Linked DNA regions of Mus musculus: regions 1, 3, 4, 5, 6 and 7 are each linked to region 2. The links are chromatin loops, found by intact Hi-C in ENCODE. Cell type or tissue: left cerebral cortex. All regions are shown on one strand.

Region 1 (4,000 bases), 61 kb before region 2:
TTCACAGGGCCCAGGTCACACTTGGCAAATGGTAGGGTGCATGGGCAAGGTTCCTGGGACCATGCTCTAATGCCCAGGCTTTCCTACATAATTCAGGCCCCTTCCACTACCTGGTTTTGCCTACATCCTCAATGATTTGCAAAGGGTCCTGGGTTTTCCCCCTGCCTGTGAAGTAAATATGGATGGCAGCTGCTTGAACTTGCCCCAGTTCTGTGCCTGGCCCACAGCCAAAGGAACTGCATAGAATGGGCTCCATGCCCAGGAAGGCTGTTTCCAGCTTCAGGCTTCTGTTCTGGAGGCTCAGGTGGAAACATCTGTCCACCCAGATGGGCTTTCATCAGATACTCTAGGGCTGTTGAACTGAGGGCAGTTCTCCACTGCATCATTGTGGATCATCCTAGCATTGCATGACAAGTAGGGGAATCACTTGAAACTAAGTAGGCTGTGCTTAGCATGCATTACAATGCCTGGACATGTCTTGATCTGTCGGAAGAGTACTTCTTATTCACCAGAGTAAAGGTAAGTTAATTATGATGCCTGTTGTGGGGGATAGGATCCCACTGTTTGCTCTGGCTGGTCTGGAAGTTACTATACCTCCATGTCAGGTTTCATGATGCCTTTTCTAACAAGTGCAGTTCAAGCTTGTTCAAAGAAACATGTTTGATCTTACTACACCAACCAACTCACAAGTAGAGTTATATACATCTCTTCCTCCTTAGAAGATGATTATGGAAGGAAGGAAGGAAGCATGCAGGCAGGGACTGAGCACATTCTTGGCTTTAGATGATACTGCCGCAGTTCCTTCCAGAGTACCACTAGCTGTTTCCTGCCATCAATACAATAGAGCATGCCCCTCTCCGCCAGACTCTTCAGGGTGACTTGGAATTTACTAAGAGCAACTGGTACAAACATAGGCCCCCTGCTGCTCCCTCTTTCTAACCTGCTCTGTTCTAACCACTAGATTCAAGACAGCTACTATCTGAGACCCTTTCTCAGGCCCAAATAAAAGGTCTTCCTTCTTACAAATGGGTGTGGCTCTGTTTTAATGGTCTGACTGTCTTCCTAGCTCCTTTCAGAGAGAGCAAGCCTGAGAAGCAGGGTAGAAAGCACATGGTCGAAGCATCTTACCTGTTCCCAGTCTGAGCCAGATCTTGCACATGATCAATCTCAGTAGCTCTGTCTCCCCCCCCTCCCCCCAATATGGTATTTTTAATAATTTGGGGATTTCACACTTGCTTCCTATCCCCATTCCTCGCAGGTCCACCCTTGATCTGCATACACCCAAATTATTCCAAGTCCAATTTGTGTTTCCCATATACTCATTGGAGCATGCTCAGACTCCCAGTGGCCACCCTTAAAGAGAACTGAGTCCTTCCCCACACGGCAGCAGCCTCTCTGGCACCTGCTGGGCCTCGTGGCTGCTCCAAGGAACCTGGTAGACCCTGTGTCAGTACCTTTATCCCTCGATGCCACCTAGGTGCTACTTGCCATTAGCTCCCTGGCCAGCTTCCTTCATCTCTCATGTGGAGTAAGCAGTAATTCCATGGATCTGCCCTTAACCAACATCATGTCTCACCCAGCAGAGGGCTCCTTTCACCACATTAACCATATGCTATGGCCTGATTCTCTAGTGCCCTGTGTGCATTTGATTGTGCCTGGAAACTCCTAAGGGACCTTGCAGGATCAGCTCCTGCCTACTACTATCAGCTCCCCGACATTCTCTGGCCTGTTTATTTGCTCCTTGCCTGATACAACATATACTGTCCATTTGTGTGTGTGTTTACTTTGGCCCTCACTAGAGCCTAACCTCTACCAAGGCAGGGTGTTTGGTATTCTTCACCCACACCTGGCTATGTTCAGCAGTAGTGGGGCAGATGAAATTGAAATGGAGTTGAGATTCTTATGTAAAGGATACACCCCCACTCACAATCTTCCCAGTAGGCTCTCAGCCAGAGAGGTAGCTTTTTAAAGAACATTGGTTACTCTAGCTTCATTCTGTGCAGATGGTTTAAAAAAAAAATGCAGACTAAAACCAGATGAACTTAGGAGGTGAGACATGCTGTGAAGAGAATGTTTCAGCACCTGGCTTACCAGTTACTGCCTACTGAGAACCTGAGGTTGTTGCCAGGACTTGAGCTACCACAAAGAATGCCAGCTACTGCCATTATTTTCACACTAACTTTGTACTTTACCTCCAATGGAAAAATGGGCAGAACTACATTTGAACCATTCACTGTTGTACTGCAAAGCCAGACTTCATGGTTGTTCTGCTGTGAAAAAGGCCCAAAGGACAGAGGTGGCAGTGATGGCAAGGGAGTATGGAGGAGTCTAGAAGAGAGCACCTGAGAGTTGGGTGGTAAAGGATGCCTGGAGATTGGTTTTTTTGAAAAAGAGGAAGCCACTGGACATGGTAGTACATGCCTTTAATCTCAGTACTCAGAGGCAGAGCAATCTATTGTGAGTTCCAAGACAGCTAGCGCTGTGTAAAGAGACCCTAGAGAGAAAGGGTGAGGGTGGGAAGTAGGCAGAGACAGCTGCAGAGAGTTAGGGTTGGGGGAAGAAACTTTCCCATAAGAGCCAGATCTAGCAGACAGGTGGTGTAGACAGGCAGATTTGGCTTTGAGTTTAGGTTCCATTTTCTGCTAGGTATGACCTTAAAGCAGTCACTTAAGCTTCTGTAGTTTTGTGTATCTCATTCAGTAGAGAAATTATCGTGGTCCCTACACTGAGGGGACTAAAGAGATCTGTGAAATGTTCGACTCTAGGAAGAACTTTCTAATGAGTATAGTTGCCATCTATTGAGCCCTTAGTGTGAGCACTTGGGCAGGCATGACCTCCTTAATTGAATACTTAGGAGGCAAGTGCTTTGATTATATTTATCCAGGGAGAAACTGTGCCTTATAAATATCAGGTACCTTATACAATAAGTAACTGTAGATGCACAGAATTGGAGAGGTGAAACCTTCTCAAGGGCTTATCTGTAATACTAACAGAACTAAGACTGAAACCAAGGATCATCATATACATTTATCCTCATGCCCTCTCTACCCTGAGCAGACCCTTCATGACTCAAGGAGAGTTCCAGCTGAACAGACTATAATGGGGTGCTTAGTGTGACCTTGTGAGACTACGAAGAAACTGGGTCCCTTAGACAAAAGAGGGTCAAGCATCCCTACAGCCCAAGGTAAGGTACTGTCCACACACAGGGCTTGCAAAGAGATTGAAAGGGTTATGTGATATTTCTCATCCCACAACAAGGCCAACTTATTGAAGAGTTTTCTTCAAAGTTGCTGAAAGGCTTTAGGTCTCCAAGGAAGGGGAACAAGATTTCCTTTCCCCTTGGCCAAGAAGTGGGGTCTCCTAGAGACAGCTAGAGAATTTGGAGGTGGTGTCAGTGATAGCTAGGCCTTTGCCTCACACAAACCTAGTATGAGAGAGATGTTGTAGGCACAGAGAGAACTCGGTGCCTAGGAAGGTCTGGACCCCAGGACTCTACAGAGCCTCCCAAGGGTACAGGATAGCCCATAGACAGCTGGCCTGGACTCTAGGGAACTAACTACTCTAGGGACTGAGAAGCCTGTGTGGAAGCCTGACCTTGGATTGAGGAATGGGGAAAAAGCAAGCAGCCAGACAGGAATTTATTTGGCCTTGTCCAAGGGCGTATAGGCACGTGCTCCCAGGACCCTGGACCAAAACCCAAAGAGCCCTCTGTTTTTGGATAGGCTTTCAGAGCACCTGGGCTTCTTATTTCTGGAAGCCATCGGGCCCTTCCTGCCTTTCACCTCTCCTGCGACCAGGACCCTGACACAGTGAACCTATACCTCTAAATGAATACATTCTTCTTTTTTCATTGTTGGATATTTTTGTTATTTTTTGTAGAGGTGTTTTTGTTTTTAATTTATTCACTTCACGGCCAACATAAACCCCCCTCTCCTCTCTCACACACAGATCTTCCTCTCATTCCTCGTCCCTTTCTCCTCTGAAAAGGGAGAGCTCCCAC
Region 2 (4,000 bases):
CACTTCATTCTCCTCCCCAGTTCTTCCCACCACCTGACACAGCCCACAAAGTCTTGGGGCTTTTTAATCCAGCTCTTCACTACAAAGTCCCTACATCAAAGAGTGATGATTGTGTTCACTTCTTACTGTGGGCATCCAAAACAGTGCCTGGACTTAGGAGGTGGCCCTAGGTGGGATGAGCAGACAGTTATGGAGTTGCCTATTTGTGCTAGGCACTGTGCTAAATGTTCTCCATGTGTAACCCATTTAAATAGTCTTCTCATGCCTAGATAACTCTGCTTAAAGTAACTGTTATTTTACTATAGTTACAAAATAACTATATCGGACATGGTTACAAAATAACTATATCGGACATGGAGCCTAGTCCATTCTTTGCTCTCATAGTCAGAGGCAAGCAGTAGGTTGAGCCTCTCTAAAGCCTGGCTTCTGTTCTGCCTCCCCTGGACCTTCACTGGGAGAACAGAATTTCCTGAGTCCCGTTCCCTCTGGCACAGTATAGCCCTGGAAGGAGGAGGTACATGCTTGTGGCTTAGCAACAGCCTCCTCCTTGCCGATTCACCAGATCCCTGGGCTAATTTGGCCTTACAGAAGCTATTACTCCATCACATTAACCCACGCTTCTGTTTTCTGAAGGATAGATGAGTTGTCCACAGGAACAAGTGGGAGTCCCAGAGTTCCAGCAGTTTGGAACAAAGTGTTCTTATTCTGTAAGTTCAAAGATGGGGGCTAATGGGCCCCTTTCCAGCCCTGCTGATTCCCCAGGGCCTGACTGCTGATATACTGTGTTGTTATTGCTTACAATACGAAGATGTATAGAAAGCTCTGGGATGGAGATCGAACGATAGTGAGGGGAGGGAAGTCCTTGGGAGCAAGTCCCTTCCGAGAGTCAGCTACCTGCAGGAACTGAGCAAGCTCTTGCGCTGTCACACTACTTTCTGTGTATCTCACTAGGGCTGGAGTTTCCCTCCCTACACCTAGTTTTTCTTTAAGAGGCTTTCTACAGGTGGTAAGTGGGAAAATGTTTATCAAGGTGTCAGATGACATTTCTGGGGAGATGTGTACAAACACCTATTCACCTCAAAGAACCAATGGCACACCAACTAAAACAGTGGCTCTCAACCTTCCTAATGCTGTGACATTTAATACAGTTTTCCTCATGTTCTGGTGACCACCCCAACCGTAAATTTTTTTTTTTTTGTTACTACTTCATAACCGTAAATGTGTTACTGTTGTGAATCATGATGTTCTGATGGTCTTAGGCAACCCCTGTGAAAGGATTATTCAACCCCAAAGGGGTTGTAACCCACAGGTTGAGAACTGCTGAACTAAAATAAACTAGTCCATGCTCACTGTGGTAAACCAAGGAGTTTAGTAGGATTAAAGGAGCCTAGGTGATGCAGGCAGTTCCCCCCAGCATTGGTGACAACCCCAGAGAGAAGAACCTCCTCTCCCCTCGCAACTGTGCACTGCTTACATAAGCCTGGGGAGGGCTCTGTGAATCAGCTCTCTGCGCTCAGAGTCTTTTATGCTTCCTTAGGTTCTTGAGTCTCAAAGGCCTCCCACTCCCTCCCAGGAGGGAACGTTGTTTCAATTCGGAGGAAATAGCTACCTACACACTAGGTTTTCGGGATTCTCTGCCCTGTGTCTGCTTTTCTCCTGTTACTCTATGGAGACACAGGGCTTGGCACTAGTGATTCACACTGGCTAGTAAGGATGGCCAGCAAACCAACATAGCATGGTGGAATTTCAGCCTAGGTAATGCAAAAGGGAAGGCCTGGCTCGGAGTATGGACTTCCTAAATACGTGTGGAATGAATAATGACCAGTGAATCCGAAGATCCTTGGGGTTTGTGTGGGTGTAGGGTTTAGGGGCAGGCTTAGAACTGACCAATTCACCACGTGAACTGTGGATGGCATTTAAGGCAGAGGGAACAGCTCTGCCACGGCATGAAGGCATGGATTAGCAAGCTGAGTTTTAAAATCAGCAAGCTATTTGAAATGAAGGGAATGCATGAGTAAATGGGGGTAAGAACGACATGTCCACCAGGGGTCAGTCATGAAATGTTTAAAGTCATGCTGAAATCTGAGATTAATTATGATGTCACCAACAGGTAAAGGCAGGGTCTGAGGGTAAGTCCCTGATTTCTGGCTCAGTTCATAAGAGTATTTGGTGGGGCTGCTATCAAGATTTGGGAACATTTCAAGGTAGTCACCTGAAAGTAATAAATATCCAAAAGGGAATTTATGCCCACGCCTCCCTATTCAGAATAGCACACTCTACTCTCACTGGCTTAAACGTTCCATCCTTCATGGCCACGGGCAAGTCTTGGAGGTTTCCTTGATTTTCTAGCTTTTCACCTGCATACCAATGCCTGAGAGGGTGATTGGTTTAAGTAGGAAGTGATACCCTCGGGCAAGTCCACTTCCCTAGGCAGCAGACGCCCAATGGTTCTAACTCTGGTGGTTGGTGCGTCTGCATCTTCAACTAGGGCAGGTCAAAAGTTGGCGCCAGGCCACAATCCTGAGAGCAAGGCACCAGAAGCAACCACCTAGGGACTTGAAAGCGCTTCTAAATCAAAGGGAGAGGGGATCTCCTTTTCAGAACGAGCAGCGGGGCGGGGTGTCGACTCTTGCTTTCTTCTCCCACCCATTGTAAATCAAATGGTCTGACGAGCATAGAGCCCCAAGGGGCCTTCGGAAGAACCGCGGCCTCTAAGTTTTTTTAGGAATGCATGAGGAGGGCTGCAGAGGCAGGCTGGCCTTCCGGTCGCATATTCCACTGCATTGCGGGTCTCTTTGGAAAGTCTGAAGCCCGGCGCAGGCACATTCTGCAATTCCCGGGAGAAAAAAAGCTGTCAAGGTGACTCCGCAGCCGTGGGGCATCCTGGGAACACAGGCCCCATCCCGAAACCCCGCGCGCGCCCGCACGCAAGTAGACTTGGTGCACATGCGTCAGGGGCACCACACGCAGTAGCTAAGCAGGATTTCTGCGCAGGCGTTATAGACTACAAGCGGAGACGCAGCTTCCGGCTAAGTTCTGAATCCTTGGATAGGGAAGTGAAGGCAGCTTGGGGTCGTGGAAGAGCGTGACGTAGGGGCGTACAGAGGCTAGGCCCTGGACAATTGAGTCTCTCCCGGGTATTCGGTGCATGAAGAGTGCGGTGTCTGACCCACGTGCTTTCATTTTTTTAAAGGAAAGAGACGGTTTGGGATTCATCTTGAGTTACTGCCCAGGCAAGGATGCCTTTTAGTGAGGGGAAGGACAGCAGTTTTCAGTAAAAAGAATTTGTACCATTTCTTGCTAAAGCAGTGATGAAAGTGTTCCAGGAAGTGGGTCTCTGAGCCTGTTTTCTCCCAGAGGGCAAAACGCATCTGCTCCTTTGCTGTACTGTTGGAAAAAAAGGATACAGGTGGCTCTTAGGTTCGCATCCGCATAGTGCATACTGGTGGCAAAGTATAATTTGGTAGATGGTAACTGCTGAGTGTTATTTCAAGGTTAAAAGTCTCCAGGAGGGTGTACATGGTAGGGCAGACCCCAGATGAAGGGGTCTTTTCCTGAAGTTGCTCTAAAAGGAGATTAGAATCATATGCTTCCTGCCCCTAGGAAATTCTTGTCTTAGGATCCCCATTTCTGCCCCCAAAGGCTAGCCTAGGACAAGGAACTGCAGATATCCTAGCAGCCAGGCAGGCAACAAAAATCAGCCAAGGGCTGGTTGGGTACTTGAGTCATAAGAAAGCAGGTACAACCCCATCTAGGAAGGAGTCCTGACCATGCTACTTATATTTTTCAGTACAAATTAGAAGTGACTTTTTAAATTTTCAGATTTTGTTCATGTGTTCATGTCAGATAAGAGGGGCTACAAGTGGGTACATGAGTGAGTGAGATGATTTGGCTGATCTAGGAAAGGAGCTGACACAAAAATACCTTTCAGGAATAAACTTTGTTAGGGGAAAGAGTCTTGAGACCACAGAAGCCATGATCAGGTCTTGACAGGGCAAAA
Region 3 (4,000 bases), 160 kb after region 2:
AGCATCTGCCACATGCCCATAGTTAACAATACAATCAGTGATGGAAACTGCATCCTCTACCCCTAACTGTGGGAACATGACAAGGAAACTCTGTGGCAATTCTAATTTAACAACACTGGCAGCTACAGGCACTGTGAAAAGGGAAAAGAAGAAAATCACAGCAATTAAAAGGTGAGGAATGAAACATTTTGCCTATGACAAATTTCCAAGGAAATCCTGCCTCAACAAAACAAAACACCTCAAAATTTCATTCACTAGTAGGGAAATGCAAATTAATGATCCCAATGAGAGACAACTTCACATTCAACAAATAATATAAAATAAAATGCTAGGACAAGATGCAGAGAAGTGGGTGCACTCATAATGAGTGGATATAAATGATTCAGAAAACACCAAAAGTAAACCAAATATGACCTTACCACCACACTCTGGGGTCCCCCATAGAGAATAAAAAGCACAGCTGCATACAGCCTGTGCTCAAATGCTATGGCATCCATATCTGTGATTGCCCAACTAGACACAATCTAGTCAATTAACTTACCCTTTGACCAGTGAGTGATCAAATCAACTGTTGTACACGCAACATAAAGTATACTCAGTAAACAAGAGGCACAGTTAAAGTGCACTACACTTTAGATGGATCCATCACAAGAGTATTATGCTAGTAAAAATGCCAAGCCCAAGACTACATATTAATTCTATTTATATAAAATGTTTCAAGTGAAAAAATTTAGAAATGGAGAACAAATTGCCATGGAGGTCCAAGGATCCTGACCTACTTAGCAAGGTCCCTACAGGCACAGACGCAGACACACACAGACACACACATTTACTTCAAGTTTTGAAAAAACAAGAAAATGAAAAAAATGTCTAGAAACTGTGCTAGTTAAAATTAATTAAAAAGACATAAAAATTAATGTAATAGGAAATATTTAGGTGGATTAAGAAAAAAACCTAAAAGATCCGCTCTGAAGAACACTGTTGGGATAGGTGCAGAAATCAGAATGTAGACTGCATATTAAATGATATACTGATGCTACATTCTCAAGTGTGATCATTGTTCAAAGTTGAGACAGATGATATTCCTATGAAATTGCTAGTCTAAGGTGGAGGTGTTGGAAGAAGGATAAAGCACTTGTCACTAAGTGTGAGGACGCTAGGACCTATAAAGCCAGGCCCAGTAACATGCACTGCAATTCTAGTGACCATACAGCCAAAGAGGATACAAAAATAGGAATCCTTGAAGCTCGTAGGCCAGCTAGCTTTGTGTACACCGTGCAAAACAACAGAGAGACCCTGTTATAAATGAGGACTTACTCCTGAGGCTGTCCTCCTACCCCCTCTCTCTCTCCCTCCCCCGCCCACACACACACACACACACACACACACACCACACACACACACACACACATACACACACACAGTTGTTCCATGCTGCAGAATTTAAAGAACAAAGTAAATAACCCTCAGATGGTTCAAGAATATAAAACAACTGTTAAAAATTGGCTAATCTCGGTAATAGATAAATGGGTATCTACTGTGTATTTTTGCAAACTGTCTCTCTTCAAATTTCAAAATTAGGAAGTCAGCGGAATGTCTCCACAAACAGGGAGAGAACACATGGAGAAGCGGCCAATGAGGACTGCCACCCAAACTACACAACCAACTCTTAACACCGAGTGAGACAGGGAACAAGCGAAGTTGAAACTGAGCAAAGGATCTAAACAGCCTCCTCAAAGAACTACACAGGGAAATAAGCCCATGAAAGACGACTCACACCCTGCCTCACTTAACACAATGCAAAGCCACCATTACACTGCTGAATGCTGACAGGGCACGGGCTGGGCAGCAGCAGCTCTCCTTATTCCCTGACAGCAGGAATGCAGAGCAGCACAGCCGCTTTGGAAGACAGTTTGTCTGGACTCCTTTCCAACCATGACATGCTGAAGAGGTAAAACTATGGAGACAACAGCAGGACCAATGCTTCCAAGGACAGGGGGTGGGGGTGAGGGGAAGAACACAAGGATGCTTACAGTGTAACACAATGGCCTATGACACTGAAACACTGCATATGCCACTGTGTGTATGTCCAACCTCGCATACCACACAACACTAAGAGTGACCCCAAAATGGAGGTGATGTGGGTGTAGGTATATGGCTTATGACTGAGGAACCTCTCTGGTGTCACACAAGAGTGGGAACGGTGAGCAGATGGGATCTAAATTTTGACTCTTAAAAAAAAAAAAAGCTGGGAGTGAAATGAAGATGTACTTGATTTAAGCATACTTTCAATAAGGAATTATTCTTTTTTTAAAGTGTCACACACGTGGCACATGTGTGATCAGAAAACAAATCTGCAGTCATGGTTCTCTCCTGCTGACTATGGGACGCAGGGACAGAACCCAGGTTGTCATGTCTGTGCACAAGCACCTCTACCAGCAAGCATCTTTACCCACTGAGCCACTTGCTGGCCCCAGGGATCTTACTGTTGACTGAAGCATTAGCCTCGCCCCAAGACTATAGCCACGGTAGCCTCTGTGCACTCTTAAATGCATGATTTTACTTAATGAGACATTTCTATGTGAGTCTTGTCTTCAAACAAACAGATATGTAAGAAGGAGGGAACTGAGAACAGACTGCGCCTAGGGCAAGTTCTTCTGTCAACCGTACTTGTCTCTGGGGACTTTGATACCAGTCCTTATTTCTTGCTACTGAGTCCCTCTGCCTTTTCTCATGGAAAGACTTCCTTTAGAAGTACCTGTGGAAGTCACTCAGGTCTTCTGCATCAATATAATCATCTAAGTTCAGGGTCAAGTCTGCCACCTGCTGTGTGCCAAGTTCCTAGAAAAGTGAAAACAGAAAATGAGAGATGGGGTATATTTCCCAGGTTACTGGTAACAGGGGAAGGTGGGCAAGGAACTGAAGTACCCCGTGAATACACAACCATAACCTGGAGCAACATAGAAACACAGGCCCAGTAAGGGCAGGCATCTTGCTCAGGAAGGGAGCAGCACACAGCATGGAGCACTGCAGACTGAATACCAACCCACACCCAGCCTGAGGGGCCAAGCAACAGTGGTTTCTAGGGTTTGGGGTACTGCTTTTGGAAGCCTAGATTTGAACCTACTTTAATGAACTAACTCCATTCTTTTAATGTTTAAATTAACCCAAAGGAATTGTTTGCACCTAAGAACCCAGTTCTTAGAAAAGAACTAAATGTTCATCAGTAAGGGCAAGGACAGTGAAGTAATACAGAGTAATGAAAGAGAATGAGGTATATCTATCTGTGTTATGTAAAGCCCTTCAAACACGTGGTATGGAAAAAGTCAAGTACAAATAATACAGTCAGACACTTTTGTGCACATGCAACCAAGACAAAATGGAACAGAAAGAAAGTCATCTACCTCAAGGTGTTCACAGTCCAGGGTGAAAATACAAGCACAGATAAGTACATAAATACCAAACATGGTATGTACCAGATGGAAAATAGAATAGAAAGCTATCATTTAGACTTGTCTGGCAGGTGGGGTGGATAGTCAGGGCACACACACACACACACACACACACCGGGGGAGGGGGGCAGGCTAAAGGAATGATGGCAGAAGGTATATATATATGTGTGTGTGTGTGTGTGTGTGTGTGTGTGTGTGTGTGTGTGTGTGTGTGATGTGATGGAGGTGGTAGTCTCCAGAGCAAGAAACAAAATGTACAGGGTCCAAGGCAGTGAAACCTCTTACTTACGAAGCTAAGAGAGAGGCTGCAACTACAGAAGCCTTTATCTCCTGTGTTGTCAGAGAGTGAGTACTGCTGTGGACAGGGGGTTCCTAATGAACACCTTTGTGCACAAAACTCTTCTACATATATTGTGGGTTTTTACCTCAGGAGAAAGATGCCCAAAGTGGAATTGCTAGGTAAAAACTTTGGGGTCATTTCTGAGTTCACTGTTAAAATGAGTTTCTAAACAGGTATCTCGATCCCACACCATTAGCAGAACCCTGGC
Region 4 (4,000 bases), 57 kb after region 2:
TCAAATGTATTTAACTCAACACTTATTAAGCACCTACTTTATGCCTTGTCATGGGCCAGAGGCTGGAGACAGAGAAGCAAAGACTGGGCCTCTGCCAGAGGGAGCTCACAGTCCAGCAGGGATTTAGGACAGAAGGGATGGGAGGGGGCATCCCACTCTTTTGACCTAACTGGTGCTGCGGCAAAAACTCCACCCCACGCTGTTGGGAGCCTCCTTTATGTTGCTGGAATAAACTAGAGCTAGACAGGATGGCTGGTCAGTCGGCTGAAAATGACAAGAAGGAAGGAAACAGAGAATAGGAAATGTGGGCCCCAGAACTTGACTCTCTTGCTTCGGTCTCAGAAGAGATTGTGCAGGGAAGGCAAAGATTGAGATCTGTGATCCTGGCTCCTGCTCTCTGCCAGCACTCAAGACTCATGTGCTTCTGTTCCCATGGGATGCCACCTATGGATGACAGGGTCTTCCAAGCTCATGGCTGGATTATACATGACTGCAGGCAACTGTCATTTGCTAGAACTGTCTTAGCTCTTGCGACGGAAATGTTCTCATCTTCTGGTTGCTCTGGAAGAGTCTGGTGGGGCAAACATGAACTCCTCTCTCTCCTAATTTGCCTTCAAATTCTGAATCCTTGAAAACCTACTGTGTGTGTCAAGCCGTTATCTCAAGAGCTTTCATATGAATCTCATCTCACCCTTAGAACTCTGAGGCCGGTACCATCTCCCAGGTTCACAAATGAGGGAAGGTAAGTAACTTGTCAGGGCAGGGATATTACCATAGAATCCTCTGATGCTTCCAGTGTTGTGAGACCCAGAAGGTCAACATTCCACTCAGGAAGTCCAGAGTCAAAAGAGAATGGCCAAGGGGACCTCAATTATTTCAAGGTCCGAACCTTAAATGGTTTTAATGGACAAGTCTCCAGAGTTATTGAAGCCACACTCAAGTGATATATTAAAATTGTACGGATCATCTAGCCCAGCCTCTGCACTGAACAGACAAGCAAACAGACACCCACACCCCAGAAAATAGTAAGATGGCTACTTGGAGCCAACCAGCAAGTTAAGGCCCAGAACCTCAGCCTATCTCACTTCCTTACACCCCTTGACTTGCAGAGACCAGCATTTTCTGGGAAACTCCTCCAGCCCACCCAAGTACCCCCAGGTGGGCAGAGAAGGCCAAGGCAACAAGCAGCATGTGACCAGCCTCGCCACCCCTGCAGCGTTGAAGCAAGGGAATGTGGGGAGTTTAGAGGCTGGCAGGTGTTGCAAGCCGTCTGGCTCCCTGCTAGGGAGTGGAAAGAGAAAACAACAGATACCCTGGAAGCTCCAGGGAGACTGAGGCAAATTTCTCACTCTAGGGATCATGGGAAATTCTGCCAGATCTACTGTAAGGCTCTGATGTTTATCAGTGGGCAAGATAGGAAGGCAGTCACAGGCACTTGACCTTGTGGTGGGTGTGCTGTGCGGTTCCAAAGAGAAGCTCACATGTTTGCAGAATGCCAGAAGAGAAAAACAAACAAGAAGGGCGAGGGGTTAGTTCCCTAAAACCCATCTACTAGATGTCAAAGACCTTGGGCGTCTTCCCTACTGAAAACAGCATCCTCTAATTAATTAGTAAATTTCACGCTAGGGAGAGGGGTGCTTACGAGGATGTGGGGGAATGGAGGGAGGCTAGGGATGAGTCACGTTAATCCCCTCCTCGCCTGGTACCTCTGCGGGATCGCGCCACCGCAAGCGGTCTCAAACTGACCCTGGCGGCCGCGGAGCCACGGAGGCCCCCTCCCGCTCCGCCGTGGCCTCCTCACCTGGGTCCACTCGCCCTCCGCAGTCCGGCCGGCTCGCACGACTCCCGCGCCGCTTGGCGCAGCGCCTCTGCAGTCGCTGCAGCAGCCGCCTGGCGGTGATCAGCAACCTGCGGCGGTGGGGAAGAGAGAGACAGAGGCGGGTGAGCGCCGGTGGCCGCAGCCCGCAAGCTCGGAGGACACGCTGCCCGCCGCGGGCTAGGGCAGCTCCTGTGCTTGGCCGGCGCCCCGCACCCCCGCAGTTGCACTCCTGGGTGCGGCGGGTGAGGCTGGGCGGTGGGCCCGGAGGTCCCCGGGGTCCTTGTCATCACCTGCGAAGGCTTCCATGGTTTGGGCTGCCCCCAGGAGGGCAGCCGGATTGCTCTCCCGAGCCCCAGCTGAAGGTGGCTAGCGGGTGCTTGCTGGGGCTGGGGCTGCGGGGAGGGAGAGGTGGAGGGCGGGGAAGGAGAGGTGGATGGAGGGGGATGAGCCAGTCGGCAGCTCGCCGGCAGCTGCGTAAGCCTCCCGTCTTCACTTTCCTTCTTAAAGAGATAGTTGGTTTCGCTCTGAGAGCCCTGGAGCCAAGACATCAACAAGCATGCATGGGGTCCTTTATTACCTCCAACTAGCTGTTGCTCAGAGGTGGGGGATGGGAAGGACTTCAAAGGGTATCTATCCCTTCAGCTTCTGGGCCTCAGTATCTCACCCCTTGGCACACATTAAGTAGTAGTATTATCTGGACGCCTTTAGAAACATTTTTGACCCCCTAAACCAATTTGTGAATGTCAGGAGTTATTTAATGCGAACAGCTCTTGCCTTAAAAAAAAAAAAAAAATCTTAAAATCCCGAAGGTATTTAAGAAATGTTATCCTTTGCAGTATTAAAACAGTAAGCTGGAAAGTTGGGCAATAAAAAGCGAATTAATCCTTATTGTGGGTTTGTCTCCTGCCTTTTACCTGACATCAAAGGGCTCAAGGGACCACAAAGTCCAGGAAGCTGGATTTCTAGCGCTCCCATTTCTGGCCGCCATAAGTTAACTTGCTGGCCTGGTTTCTTGCCTGCCCCACTGGGTGCAGTAGGAAGGGGCTCCCTTCTTGAAGCAGCCCTTTCTGGTCAGCTGGGCCTTTGCTCACTACCTTCTGGGAAGTTTTCACCTTGCTGTCTTGCTCTTATTCTAGCTCAACTCGCTGGTGTCCTCTCACATGACTTTGCCCGCCACTCATTTTGCTCTTTTGCTCTTAAATTCTTCCTTGCTGGGCCTCTACCCCCAGCTTTTATTTGCTAGTTCATGGGTTTGGAACAACCGAGACGTCCAGTTTGCTCCTTGGACTCCTCAAAGTCTCTGCTCAGACACTGCTATCTCAGGGAGGTCATCTGCCATTGTCAACTTGACTGAATTTACAGTCGACTCGGAAACATATGTTTGAATATGTCTGTGAGGGTGTTTGCAAAGAGATTTCCCTAAGGAAAGAAGAAAGGCCCACTTTGGACGTGAGCTAGGGCCCGGACTGGATAGGGTGAAAAGAGAAAACTCATTGCGTAGGAACATTCATCGCTTTGCTTCCTGACTGAGGACACAACGCGACCATAAGCTTTCTGCCATGTCTCCTCTGACATGATAAACTATATTTCCCTCAAACTACAGCCAAAATAGTCCTTCCCTTTTAAAGTTTCCTTCTGTCAGAGATTTGGTCAAGGTCCTGAGAAAAGTAATAGACCTTTTCCAGTCAACCTACAGAGCGCACCGACCTCCTCTTCCTTCAGTCGCTTGTTCTTGCTGTATGTACACATAAACGTGTGTTTGTGTGGGTGTAGGTGTGTACCCCGGAGCTTGTATGTGTGTGGGTGTGTGTGCACACCAGAGGTTGTGTGGATGGGTGGGTATATGTATGTACACCAGAGGTCCTTTTTAAAACCACTCACCACTTTCGTTTTTGAGACAAGGTCTCTCAATGAGCCTGGCTGGAGCTCACTCCCTGATTCACTACACTAGTGTGGCCCTGCCTGGCTTCTTTACCTGGCTGTTTAGATTCCCATGCTCACTGGAAGGCACTGGAGTGGCTGAGCCACCTCCCCAGCAATGCCCTCCCTCATGCATTTATGTCTGAGTTTTGCTGTTTTAATTATCTGTAACTGAAAAAAGACAGTTAGTTACTACCTGTGATAATCTACATCACCTCCCTTAGAATGTACACATTGTGAGGGAAAGAACATTTTCCTCTT
Region 5 (4,000 bases), 100 kb after region 2:
CCCCCAGAGGGATTCAGCCTGGACAACACTTTGATCTTGAGTTAGGAAAACTGGCTTTTACTCGGTGAAAGAGCAGAACTGAGGGCTTGGGAAGGCAAACCAGACAGACAGAGAGGAGAGCAGGGTGGAAGTGTCATCTCATAATAGAGCTTGAGATGAGCTGAGGACAGGACAGTCATGCATGGTTGGGGACACCAGGTTCTGGCTCCAGCAGCATCATCCTAGGGTGTCATTTACAGTTGCTGAAGGCTGCTTTGCTCCAGATGCTAGCAGTAGGAAAGGGCAGGAGCCTGGCTTTCCTGATACCCCCGCCTCCTCTGTCCCATGGCATGACTGTCCACAGTGTTCTAATGAGAACCTCAGGAGCATGACAAGAGCTCTGTTTAGACAGGAGTTGGAACTGAAATTTAGTGTCACCTGTTAGCTTCTTCACTCATAAAATGGGGCTGTAAAATCAGTCTTGCAGAGATGTTGATTGGGTTCCGTTCAATCATATCATTACATATCGCATTGCTGTACATGGCACTGGAAGATAGAGTGGATGACTGAAGATGACAATGAGTAGCTTTGTATGATGCTGATGCAATCCTTCTTAGGTGGCAGGCACTGGTGTGAATGCTTTGTGTCCTACTACTTCATTTACTCCTCACCTCAACCCTAAGGGACAGGCAGTGTTAGCCTTGTTCTACAGACAAGTAAACTGAGGGACAGGGTGTTTAATGACCTGCCTAAGAGCACACGATTAGTAAATGGCAGAACTGGGACTTGAAGATAGGCAGTAAGACTGTACCTTCAAACACTGTAATCATCCTAACTCCAAAGTTGTAACTGTCAAGGTCAAAGGGTGGCTCGGTGGATAAAAGCCGTTGCCACAAAGCCTGACAACTTGAGTTCCATCCCTGGAACCCACATCATTAAAGAAAAGAATTGACTCTTGCAAGTTGTCCTCTGACCCCCCACATGAGTGTTGTAACATACATGTACTCTGCCCCCGATAAAATAAATATAAAAGAAAAGGTAGCGGTCATTAGTGTATGTGTGTGTCTTCTTCAATTTCTCACTTTACTTTTTTTGAGACTGTATCTCATTGAACCTGGATCTTGCTGGTTCAGCAAGACTTGCTGGCCAGCAAGCCTCAAGAGATCCTCTTTCTCCACCTCATCAGGATACGGTGTCTACCAATGCACCTAGATTTTTATGTGGGTGATGGGATTGAACTTGTGCCCCCATTTTTGCATGGAAAGCACTGTATTAACTGGCGAATCTCCTTGGCCCCCATTATTATTAATTACGACAAGATACACTGAGTTCTTTCTGTGTGCCAGGAATGTGCCAATACACTGCTTTTGCTCAAGAGCCCTGTGAGGTCATTTCTTTTAATATCTCCACTTTACAGAAGAGCAATGAGAAACATAGGAAAACTGTATTACTTGGGCTGGACGTGTGTCTGGCTTAGTTGTTAAGAGCACTTGTAGCTCTTGCAGAGGATCTGAGTTTTATCACCAGCTCCACCATCTATAATTCCAGTTCCAGGGCATCCGACACCCTCAAAGGGAGACCCAGTGGGTAAAGCCCAGGCAACTCCCAGACCCAGGGGAGATGGTTTACAGCAGCCAAAGTGACTATGCATAAAATGATTGTTGCTACCATCTGAAGTTTTGGGCAGTTTATACATAAGAATACATGCTTGGTCAGGTGTCATGGATGGCTCAAGACCAGAACCAACCTGATCATTTATCATTAGCCTAGCATTAGCCCCGCCTTGCTGCCTCAAGCCACTGTGGGTTTCATGTATTGAATGGCTCTTCTTCCTGTACCTGAGTTGTTAGCATCTGATCACACTGTCACCCTGGGTGTCAGACGGGGGTGACTCTGCATACCTGCTTTTGCTGCTTTAGTGGACAAAGCCCTGCCTTTTCCTTTCTAAGATCATGATCTAAGTGCTCCCTCTGGTGCTCACTGGCTGATCTGGATGGAATCAATTCCCAGCCTTCTGCAACCAGTGCTCAGGATGCTGTTTCTACCACTGGGGCTCAGTCTGTTTGTTCTGACCTTGCATCAGAATTAAACACCAGTTTTAGGTGGAGGGTCTTGGACCAGAAAAAAAAATCTTTCAGAGGAGCAGCTGCAGAGCTCTGGGTCGATCTCCAAGATAAGTGTGAAAGTGGGGATGGCAGGGTTTTTTTATTTCATTTTATTTATTTATTTATTTATTTATTTATTTATTTATTTATTTATGTTTGTCTGTGAGTTACCTATGGGAAACTGGAACAGGCATAAGGTAGCAGCAGTGTCACTAGACATGGTGGTCGGGGGAGCACTGTTCTTTCTCCTTTGTATAGCCAGGCAGGTATGTCTTTTGATGATGGCTATTAGCAAGCTTGTCCGTTTGTTTCACAGGTTAGTATTCACCCCACAGCAAGAAGAGTAAGTTGCCAATGATCTGTCTTTCCAGGGTGGAGTGCTGTATGACATGCTATATATGAATGGCTCCACTTCATTTGTGCAATAATAGTGCTATTATTATTCTCTTTTTATATATGGGGAGATAAGGTGAATGAAGCCCAAAGAACAAAATGTAAAAAATGAGGGGATGGCAGAGATGCTCTGCCCATAAAGTACTTGCCACACAAGCATGAACCTGAGTTCTCATCTCAAGCATCAGTGTGAAAAACAGGAGGGCTAGAGAGATGTCTTGGTGGTTAAAAGTGTGTTTGCTATTCCAGAAGACTCAGAGCTTGGTTCCACAGGTCAAGCACCTCACAACTGCCACCCACTCCAGCTTTAAGGGAATTGTGTAACAATTTCCTCCAAGATTAAAACATTCCAGTCTGCAGGAAGCTCCTTAAACAGAAAGGTAAACAACTCAAAATAGCTTCAGGAAGTTCCTAAAACTGACAAGACTTACTGGTCTCCTCCCTGTAAGAGTGAACAATAAAAGTTGAGAATCCATCTGAGACAAAAGGAAGCTGAGCTGTCCAGAAGACTTTCGACACCAGACCAGCTGCCTGGAAAAAAACAGAAACCCGCTGAACTGCTTGGAAGAGGTGAGCGCAACGGAAGCACCTGGAAAGGACACTCCAGTCGGCTGAGCTGTCTGCAGGCTGTGCAGTGTTTTCCACGTTCCCAGATTTGTGAGTTGTCACACATGCTGGGTTGAGTATTGATGATACAGTTGTCTTTGAGTCATTTATTTTAAGTCACCCTTTAGCCATGTTCCTCTAAACAACCCCAATAAAAGCCATTGGTTCACCAAATTGGACTCTGGTGGTATCAGTACTTTAAGTCTATTGTCAGTTCCCTATCTGGGGTGAGTAGACATTTCTCTTGTGTCTCCCCAGAAAAAGTTTTGTCACACAACAGGGATCCAGATCCCTCTGTGGTCACCTGAACACCACCCCCATAGCTCCGTGGCCAATAGAAACAGACGCAGGAACACACAGGTTTTTTTTTTTTTTTCTTTTAAGCTAGACGATGTGGTATGCACCTATAATCCCATTGAAGGGAGAAGAGATTGGAGGATCCCTGGAGATCACTTGCTAGTCAGCTGGAAGCTCCAAGCTCATTGAGAGACACTGTCTCAAAAGCTGAGGTGGATATCACACACATAAATATACACACAGAGACATACAAGAAATGGTAGGGTTGGAATTAAATTAAAAATTAGCTTAACAACTGTGGTGGTTTGAATAGGAATGACCCCCATAGATTCATGTGTTTGAATGCTTGGCCCATAAGGAGTAGAACTATTAGAAGGTGTCCCTTATTGGAGGAAGTGCATCACTGTGGGAGCAGGCTGTGAAGTCTTACGCGTTCAAGCTGCGCTCAGGATGGCTCGTACTCTCTCCCTGCTACCTACAAATCAGGATGTGGAACTTTTAGCTCTTTCTCCAGCACCTTGTCTTCCTGCACACTGCTATGTTTCCTGCCACATTGATAATGGACCAAGCCTCTGAAACTGTCAGCCAGCTCCAATTAAATGTTCTTCTTTATAAGAGTT
Region 6 (4,000 bases), 110 kb after region 2:
CCTCCTTTCACCTCTTGTTCTGGAGTCTAACCTTACACTGCTTACTGGCAAAGATCAGCACAGCCTAAAAGAAATCAATCTAACTGTAGAAGTGTGGTTGGCAGTATCCAGATAGCAAGCCCAAGGAAGGCTTGTGGTTGACTTTGTTGAGTCGCATGCCCATGAATTAAGCCAATAATGAATTATGATGTTCGAGCCAACATGAATTACATATCTGACATGCTCCTCTCTGTGATCTGTGGTGCAACAGGACCTTTTGCTATCAGATTAAGGTGGACAAGAAGGCCTAACAGGAACACAGAAAATAGGAAGTCATTACAGATGTTCTGATTTTTCGCCAAGGCAACAGTAGGTAACCCTCTTTGTATATCATACTCTTTCTTTAACAACTGCCCTGTGAAAAATGGTGTCGTCCTGTTGGAAGCTATGTAACAGAGTTGTACTTACAAAGCATATATGCCTCCAATAATTTATCTTACACACACACACACACACACACATACACACACCCTCTGGCAAGTGACATAGACAGTTAAATGACAGATTCAAGGACACACAGCTGACACATGATTTATACTAGTGGTAGGAGGGTTTTGATGAGCGTCCTCTGGCTGGCTACGGAAGGGAGCTTCGCCTGCTCTTTTCCCCTCGGAGCAGCTCGGTCAGTTGCCTCGGCACAGGCTGGCAGGCTCTGCCCTCTGATCCCAGCCTTGCTCGGAAAGGTGATGTGTTTCTGCTGGGCCTTGTGTCCTGCCAGTGGGTGCTTTCAGCTCGAAGCTCCTCCAGGAGGCTATGCAGATGCCTTAGTGTGAGTAGCAGTTTCTGGTCTTGGATCTGCATCTCGGCCTAGGAGAAAGGGGGCGTCAGTGAGAGTGTGACAGGCACTGTCTGTGCCATCAGTCTGCCTCCCGGCTCAGTGGAGACAAGCCCCTACCTTGTCACACAAGCCACAGATGCCATATTCCCCTGAAGCCTCACTTTTGAATCTAGGAAACCGAAAGTAAATCACACACCTTTCCAGAATGAATTGGAAGATATGCTCTGAAGATGGCATAGATACCACCCCCATATCTTTTCATTTTGATGGTAACAAATAATCAGCGTATTAGTCAGGATTCTCAAGAGAAACGGAACTTATAGAATGGACCTATATAGAGAAAGGGGATTTAATTGACTGGCTTACAGGCTGTGATGCAGCTAACCCAGCAATGTTTGTCTACCAAAGGCAGGTCCAAGAATCCAGTATTGTTCGGTCCACAAGGCTGGATGTCTCAGCCGATCTTCAGACTATGTCAGCCTCCTGAAGAAGTAAGCTCTAATGCCAGTGGAGAAATGGACTTGCCAGTGATAGTGAAAGCAAGCAGGCAAAGAGAGCAAGCTTCCTTCTTCCACGTCCTTTCTATAAGCTACCAGACGTGTAGCCTATCTTAAAGGTGTCTCGTCCCACCTCAAAAGATATGGATTAAAAGAGGGTCTTCCAACTTTAAATAATTTAATTAAGAAAAAAACCCCATCCCTCACAGGTGTACCCAGCCACTTGGGTTTTAGTTAATTCCAGATGTAGTTAAGTTGACAACCAAGAATTGCTACCACAATCAGACAGGGATTAGCATGCTAGTGGCTTCTGTCACTAGCAATGAAGCTAAGCCAACTCCACAGCAAAAGCATTTTAGAAGCACCCTAGTGCAAAGCTTTAGAGTGCCTGGGTCCCCAAAACCTTTCAAGGTATTGGCAATGTCAAAACAACTTGCCCTATGATGATTAAGGTAAAAATTTCCCCCCTTTTTCTTATTTTCTTATTAGGATACATAGGAGTTTTCCAATGACATGTGATAGCTCAGTAGACTGAATACAGAACTAGAAAAGAGAATCCAGTTGTCTTCTTTTGAGCCATACAGTAAGGTGATTTGCAACAATGTAAAGTAGGCTCAATTATTCTCAGTATTTGCTTCGAAAAACAGTTATTTAAATATTTTATTAATATACTGTGAATTTATTTGTACAAAGGCATTTCTATACATTTTGACTTTTTTGCTCTCTATTTTAAAGCATTAAAGTTCATTTTGTGCTGACATATATTTTTTTAACATCCACTGAAAAGCCACAGAAGGGCAACTGTCTCTCAGTATTCAAGGAGGATGGCTATACCAAGATCTAAGGGCATCGAGAGCCTTACAGAAAATGGCAACATGTTTGCATAAGGCCTGGGTGAACCTCCTGTGTACTTCAGATCATTGCTAGATGACATGCTTCTTTGTTAGGTTTCTATTGCTGTGATAAATACCATGCTTTTCCCAGCCATAGCTCCAGCTTCAGGGATGCGATGCCCTCTTCTGGCCTCCATGGGCACCTGTACTCATGTATATAACAGCACAACTGAAGGGGCTGGCAGGATGGCACTGCAGGTTAGAGACACAAGCTTGACGTGGTGGTCTGGATGTCTGTCCTCTATAAGCTCAGAGGTCTGAATATTTGCTTGCAAATTGGTGGCACTGTTTGGGTGGCTTTTGCTGAAGGAAGTATACCATTGTTGGGGGTGATGAGATTCAAGGTTTTGACAGCCACTTGCCATTCCCAGGCATTCTCTGATCCCTGCTTGTAGTGGTTCAGGAAGTGAGCCTCAGCTTCTTGCTCCAGCTGCCATGTCTACTGCTTGCTGCCATGCCTCCAAACTATGACAGCCTCTCTAGAACTGTAAGCCACATAAACACTTCCTTCGGTAAGTTGTTTTGGCCATGGTGTTTGTCTTTGTCGGTTACTACTGCTGTGATGAAACACCATGACTAAAGAAGCCCAGAAGGAGAGGGCTTATCTGGCTTATGCTTCCACAACATAGTTCATCATTAAATGAAATGAGGGCAGTAACCTAGGGGCAAGAGCTGATGTAGAGGCCATGGAGGAGTACTGATTGCTAGCTTGCTCAATCGACTTTTTTTATATAAGCCAGGAACAATAGCCCAGGGGTGATGCCGCCCACAGTGGACTTGGGCCTCCCACATCATTACTAAAAAAGAAAATCTCTCACAGACTTGCCTGCAGCCAGATCTGATGGAGGCACTTTCTCAACTGAATTTCCCTTCTTGAAGATGACCCTAGCTTGTGTCAAGTTGACATGAGACTAGCCAGCGCAACTGAACTCTTGTCAACTTGCCACACTGTTGAGCCACAACTTTTCCTTTCTTGTTTGTCCCCAAGATCACACATTGATATCAACATCACAATATGAGACATTTTACAGGCTTAAGAAGTCTCACATTTTTAAAAAATTTAAACACTTAAAAATCCAGTCTCTTTAAAAATCTAAAGTCTCTTTTAAATCCAAAATCTCTTCTAAAAGTTCAAAGTCTCTCAACTATGGGCTCTGTTAAAAAAAAAAATTACTTTCTTCAAGAGGGGAGAATGACGGCAGAGTCACAGTCTGATCAAAACAAGCCAAACTCAAACAGTGTGAATAACAAGGTCCAATAATTGGGCTCAGATTCACTCAGATCTTCTGGGCTCCTCCAGCTTGAGTTACTGTTCTAGCTCCACCCTCTGCAGCACACATAGCTTACCTTCCAGGCTCTAGCTGGATCCACTTCATTGCTGCTGCTGTTCTTGGTGGTCATCCCATGGGACAGGCATCCCCAAAATGCTGAGGTCTTCCACTGCAACTGGGCTGCACTTTCACCAATACCCTTTCCTGGGTGCTTCTCACACTGCCAAGCCTCAACTTCTCAGCATGACCCTTTCAATCCTGTGCCTTCGACTGCTACTGAAGCTGTACCTTCACCAATGACATTTCCTGGCCACTCACAGTGCAAAGCCTCAGCTAGCTGTTCGTGGCTTCAAACCCAGTGCCACCTGGGTGTCTCTTACACTACTCAAGTTCAGCTGCCCCTGGAACACAGCTTTTGTGTGCTCTGAAGAAACACCTCCTAGTACACTTTGCCTCAATGATGCTATTCTCTTCTTAATCACCTCTAATTTCTCAGCTCCAGCTGACCAACATCAGTTATCT
Region 7 (4,000 bases), 290 kb after region 2:
CATGGCTGCAGTTTCTCAGAGGCTGGCTGTGTGCTGGGCTCTGAGCTCACAGCACACATTGTCTCCCTCCATCTTGGCAGCCCTGCAAGATAGGTGCCATCAGGCCATTTTTCGACCTAGAAAAGGTGGGGCTCAGGGTGGTAACAGATGTTGCCCAGGTGCACACTGTGCCACCCCCAACGCATGTACCCATTAACTCCTTAGCAGTCCCCTACCAAAAAAAAAAGTGTCTCAAAGGGTTAGCAACTGTTCATTGAGTGAGTGTCTGGATGGCTCTGCACTGGGATTCTTAGTGCATTCGGAGTTATAAGCCAGAGTCACCTTGGAAACTGTCAAGCCTAAAGTGGATATTATGCTTTGTTTCCCAAGTACTAGGAGAAAATCAGGTGACTCGGGTGTCATTCAGCCCTCTTCAGCTGCTGGCATGAGGCGGAGCCATACCTGTGGGGTCAACTGGCATTTCCACTGGGAAAGCCCAGTCTCGATTGTGAGAGACGGTTGTTCAGGGGGATCACATGGGGTTGACTCTGATGCTCCAAAAAAGCCCATGAGGTTGCAATTAGAGCCCAAATGTGCGTATTTATAAGCTTGTGTCTGATCCAGGGTAGGGTAGGGTTTCAGGCCAAGATTCACCTGACATGAAGAAGGACCCAGGGTTTTCCCAGAGTGCCATGGAGGGCAGTGGAGCAGGTGGTACTGCAGGCCCCTCTGTCTTGCAGAAGCCTAGTTACCCACCAGGGTCTTTTTGCTGTCTATCGAGCTAGGTCTTTTCTGATTACAGGCTGACAGAGAAGCATTAGCGAGAGTGGAAAAGTGCTTTTCTTCAGAGCCATAAGGAAGCCAAGCCCCGGGAGGGCCTGGACGGCCCTTAGAAGTCTTGCTGCCTTTTGGAGCTTGTGAGATTCCTGGCTAATGCTCCTCTCTCTCTCTCTCTCTCTCTCTGCGTCTCATTTGTTTATTTCTCTTTCTCTCTCTGCTTCTGTATTAGTCAGAAGTCATTTGGTTGTAAGTGACAGAAAAGCTAACTCAAAATGCCTTGAGAAATGAGGAGAGTGCACAGGGCCTCTGTGGTGGGGCAGGCCAGGTGATGGAGGCTCCCTTTCCAACTCAGATGTAGCTCCTGGCTCTGCCACTGTGTGCTCTTCACTCTCAGAAGGTTCTTGGTTTGTGCAGCACTCGCCAGCCTCCATCATCCACAGCTGCATAGGTCCAAAGAGCAGAAAAGAAAACATGCATGAAATATCACATACACTACACCACACACACACATACCACATACCATATACCACACCACACAAACAAGACATACACTCACATACAATATACAAAATACAACACACATACACACAAAAACAACACACACCCCTAGTGAGTTAAGGAAAAGGAAAACTCCGAGATGGTTTCTGTTGGGGCACAGGCCTCGATCTGGACCAGTGGTCGCTAAGATCAGGGGCATATGGTGGATCTATCTGCTCAAGCCAGAGTGTAGATGGCTCCACGTGTGCCCCAAAAGTCAGGTGTTTTGAGGGCTAGCATTTGCTAGAAAAGTTGCCAGGGCCCACCAGTGGCCACTTTTCCTTGGGGAAGACCCTTGCACCACCCGACCTGCCACTGTCCTTAGCTACCGAGCACAGTCCCAAACACCAGCACTCATCCAAGGTCGCTTTCCAAAGGTTTGTCTTAACTGGCCCGGCTGAACCAGGACCAAGCCAGGACCAGACAGCATGTGCCTGGTGGGCAGCTCCTTTGCTCAGGGAAAGGAAACTGTAGCAAGGAAGACACTGTGAAATGGGAAATGCCCAGTGTGCTCACTTCAGACTTGGACCCAAACCAACCACTTAACTTTGATACAGTCAAGTTCAAGAACCATTGTGCTTGGATCTTTCTGGAGCAGCACTGTCCAAACTCCAGGAGTCTTGGCTTTTCGTTCATAAGGTGAGCACTGGTGTTTCTATGCCTATGACCTTGAGGGGACACCATTGTTCTGTCTAATGATAAAGATGCGATTAAAGTCTAATTATGAAAATTCAAAAGATGCCATAACAGTATAGAGACACTAGAGGGCACTCTAGCAGATTGCTGGGTCTTTTGCCTTCAGCATGTTCTCTCAGTGTCTTCCAAGGGGTGCTTCGGCTCTAGTAGGGGTTTCCTTAGGTTTAGAACTTTGTTTTGCCCTTGAAGAAGTCCCTGCCCCTTGTAGTCTCAGGGTCTCCAGGGAAACTGCAGGTGTCAGGCTGAGAGATCTGTAAGCTCTTCTGGCATTGGGAACAATTTTGCTTCGCACAGGCCTCCTGGTACTTTTGTCTTCTCAGACTTTATTTTTGTGGTGCCTGCCACTCCTGCTATGTTGAATCCGATGGAAGCCAGGCCATGGCTTCATCTCCTGCTGCTGGTCACAGACAAGCCCTGCACTGGCACTCTGGGTTGGGGTGAGGAGGGGACAATAGTGGGAGGTCTCTGCCTCCTGACTCTGTATTATCCTGAGCAATTCCTGGGTTTCCTCAGCTAGAAAATGGCAAAACCCCCATTGCAAGGTATCTCAGCCCACAAATTCTGTTTGCAAGGAAAACCAGCTTTGCACTCCGGTGACAGGATGTAATTGCAGTTTGTCTAAGTTTCCATGGCAACACTTTTGTGTCAGTTGAGGGCCCCTTGCCCTTTATCACTGGGGTCTCAGCTCAGTTCCACAGGCTTCCGTGGTGCCTAGCACAGAGCGAGCACCCTCATTGCCAATAACACCGCGTTGCTGACCTGCCCAACATCATAAGTCTTGCTGTTTGGCAAGGCCAATGACCTTGGTAAGGTGTGTGAGATTTTCTCCTCCTCTGGTTAAAGCCCTGGGTTCATGTGATGAGTGTACTTGTGTCTTTCTCAAGATCCCTCTGCCACAGGGATCTGCCAAGGCTCCTGCCATTGAAACTGCAACTCTAACAGAGGAAGACAGAGGAGAGAAGAGTCATGTGGGCCCTTCTTGGCCCATGACATACATGCCCATCTCACTGACCAGGGTTAGACATGTGACCACTTAACAGTGCAAGGGGACCTGGCGAATGACATTTCCTAGACAAATCTGTTATAACTCAGCAGTCCCTTCCTGAGAACAAGGGAGCAAATGAGGGAAGTGACTGGCCCGGGGCCTGAGGCTGGGTCTCCACTGCTCCCAAACCCCCTTCTCCTGAATATGTTTCCTTCCCTACCTACTGCCTAAAGTTGAGGGGCTGGAGAGGGGATCTGGAGGAAATGGGGAAAAGTGACTATATCCCCATGAAACTAGAGAGATGGCTCCGTGGTGAAGATCATTGGCCACTGCTTTAGGGGACTCTGGTTCAATACCCAGCACCCACGTGGCAGGTTCACAAATATCTGTTGACTGTAGTCCCAGGGAACTCAATGCTCTCTCCTGACCTCAGTGAACACTAGACGTGGTGCATCAACGTACCTACAGGCAAAACAGTCATACACACAAAACAATGATCTTTTTAAAACTGTAGTACTCCCTACTCCGGTGCACCAGAGAAGTTAAATTCTTTTTTCTTTAAGTGCATTTTGTCCCAAACTGTTTCAAGTCTATAATAAAAATTAAAAAGGAATATAATAAACATTCAGGTGTATATATGTATTCTTGTGTTTCTGTGCACCTGTGCGTATGAGCATGTGGGAGCCAGAGGTCAACACTGAGTGTCTTCCTCAGTCACTCTCTGCTTTGTTTGTTTTCAGAGTCTCTTGGAGATTCCAGAGCTCTCTAACTTGGCTAAACTGCCTGGCTGGCAAGTCCATGTCTCTGCTTCCCTGGCATCGGGATGACAACCACACCGTACACTGCTGGCTTTTTGTATGGCTGCTGAAAATCAGAACTTCCTCCTGCCTTCGTGGCAGGCTCTTCACTGACCGAGGCATCTTCCCACCCACCACCCTCATCAGCTACTTTGACCCCATCTCTCCATGTCCACGATTGCTTCAAATCAAATATGATAAATATGAGTGACGTCTCACTTCTTTC

The links. Peaks named below come from ENCODE experiments on the same cell type or tissue, not always from the same donor. Only the 100,000 strongest peaks of a DNase experiment are listed, where the experiment ranks them.
Region 1: it touches region 2 in a loop (7-fold over the local background); 4 of 42 quality-filtered maps call a loop at or near these places.
Region 3: a loop joins it to region 2, with 2.3 times the contacts of the local background. A loop is called at or near these places in 6 of 42 quality-filtered maps.
Region 4: a loop joins it to region 2, with 8 times the contacts of the local background. A loop is called at or near these places in 8 of 42 quality-filtered maps.
Region 5: it touches region 2 in a loop (8-fold over the local background); 14 of 42 quality-filtered maps call a loop at or near these places.
Region 6: it touches region 2 in a loop (8-fold over the local background); 14 of 42 quality-filtered maps call a loop at or near these places.
Region 7: it touches region 2 in a loop (3-fold over the local background); 2 of 42 quality-filtered maps call a loop at or near these places.

The regions. Positions count from the first base shown.
Region 1 is chr2:151,512,115-151,516,114 of GRCm38, forward strand. No RefSeq gene overlaps it. Among named protein-coding and RNA genes, the nearest start is that of Gm52533, 4.4 kb to the right of the region's middle. In left cerebral cortex, a CTCF peak has its summit at 1,584 (motif pointing right); DNase peaks (open chromatin) are centred at 260, 1,653 and 1,976; H3K27ac peaks cover 1,114 bases.
Region 2 is chr2:151,573,264-151,577,263 of GRCm38, forward strand. The region is part of intron 1 of Sdcbp2 (syndecan binding protein (syntenin) 2); the gene reads left to right. Among named protein-coding and RNA genes, the nearest start is that of Sdcbp2, 2.6 kb to the left of the region's middle. In left cerebral cortex, a CTCF peak has its summit at 2,025 (motif pointing right); DNase peaks (open chromatin) are centred at 579, 1,527, 2,021 and 2,946; H3K4me3 peaks cover 1,252 bases; H3K27ac peaks cover 3,493 bases.
Region 3 is chr2:151,731,464-151,735,463 of GRCm38, forward strand. It overlaps Psmf1 (proteasome (prosome, macropain) inhibitor subunit 1), which reads right to left. Exons shown (of 7, transcript NM_212446.2): 3 at 2,759-2,841. Among named protein-coding and RNA genes, the nearest start is that of Psmf1, 7.8 kb to the right of the region's middle. In left cerebral cortex, no CTCF peak of the experiment used is centred here; DNase peaks (open chromatin) are centred at 1,992 and 2,239; H3K27ac peaks cover 330 bases.
Region 4 is chr2:151,630,347-151,634,346 of GRCm38, forward strand. It overlaps Snph (syntaphilin), which reads right to left and starts at 2,247. Exons shown (of 6, transcript NM_198214.3): 1 at 2,110-2,247; 2 at 1,802-1,908. In left cerebral cortex, a CTCF peak has its summit at 1,893; DNase peaks (open chromatin) are centred at 448, 1,294, 1,963 and 2,292; H3K4me3 peaks cover 2,732 bases; H3K27ac peaks cover 2,617 bases.
Region 5 is chr2:151,674,469-151,678,468 of GRCm38, forward strand. No RefSeq gene overlaps it. Among named protein-coding and RNA genes, the nearest start is that of Rad21l, 7.9 kb to the left of the region's middle. In left cerebral cortex, a CTCF peak has its summit at 1,992 (motif pointing left); a DNase peak (open chromatin) is centred at 1,948.
Region 6 is chr2:151,680,229-151,684,228 of GRCm38, forward strand. Tmem74bos (transmembrane 74B, opposite strand) reads right to left here. Exons shown (of 2, transcript NM_001378411.1): 2 at 1-846. The coding sequence ends at 616. Among named protein-coding and RNA genes, the nearest start is that of Tmem74bos, 3.9 kb to the right of the region's middle. In left cerebral cortex, a CTCF peak has its summit at 2,331 (motif pointing left); a DNase peak (open chromatin) is centred at 2,317.
Region 7 is chr2:151,860,383-151,864,382 of GRCm38, forward strand. All of the region lies in intron 1 of Rspo4 (R-spondin 4), which reads left to right. Among named protein-coding and RNA genes, the nearest start is that of Rspo4, 19 kb to the left of the region's middle. In left cerebral cortex, a CTCF peak has its summit at 2,054 (motif pointing right); a DNase peak (open chromatin) is centred at 2,103.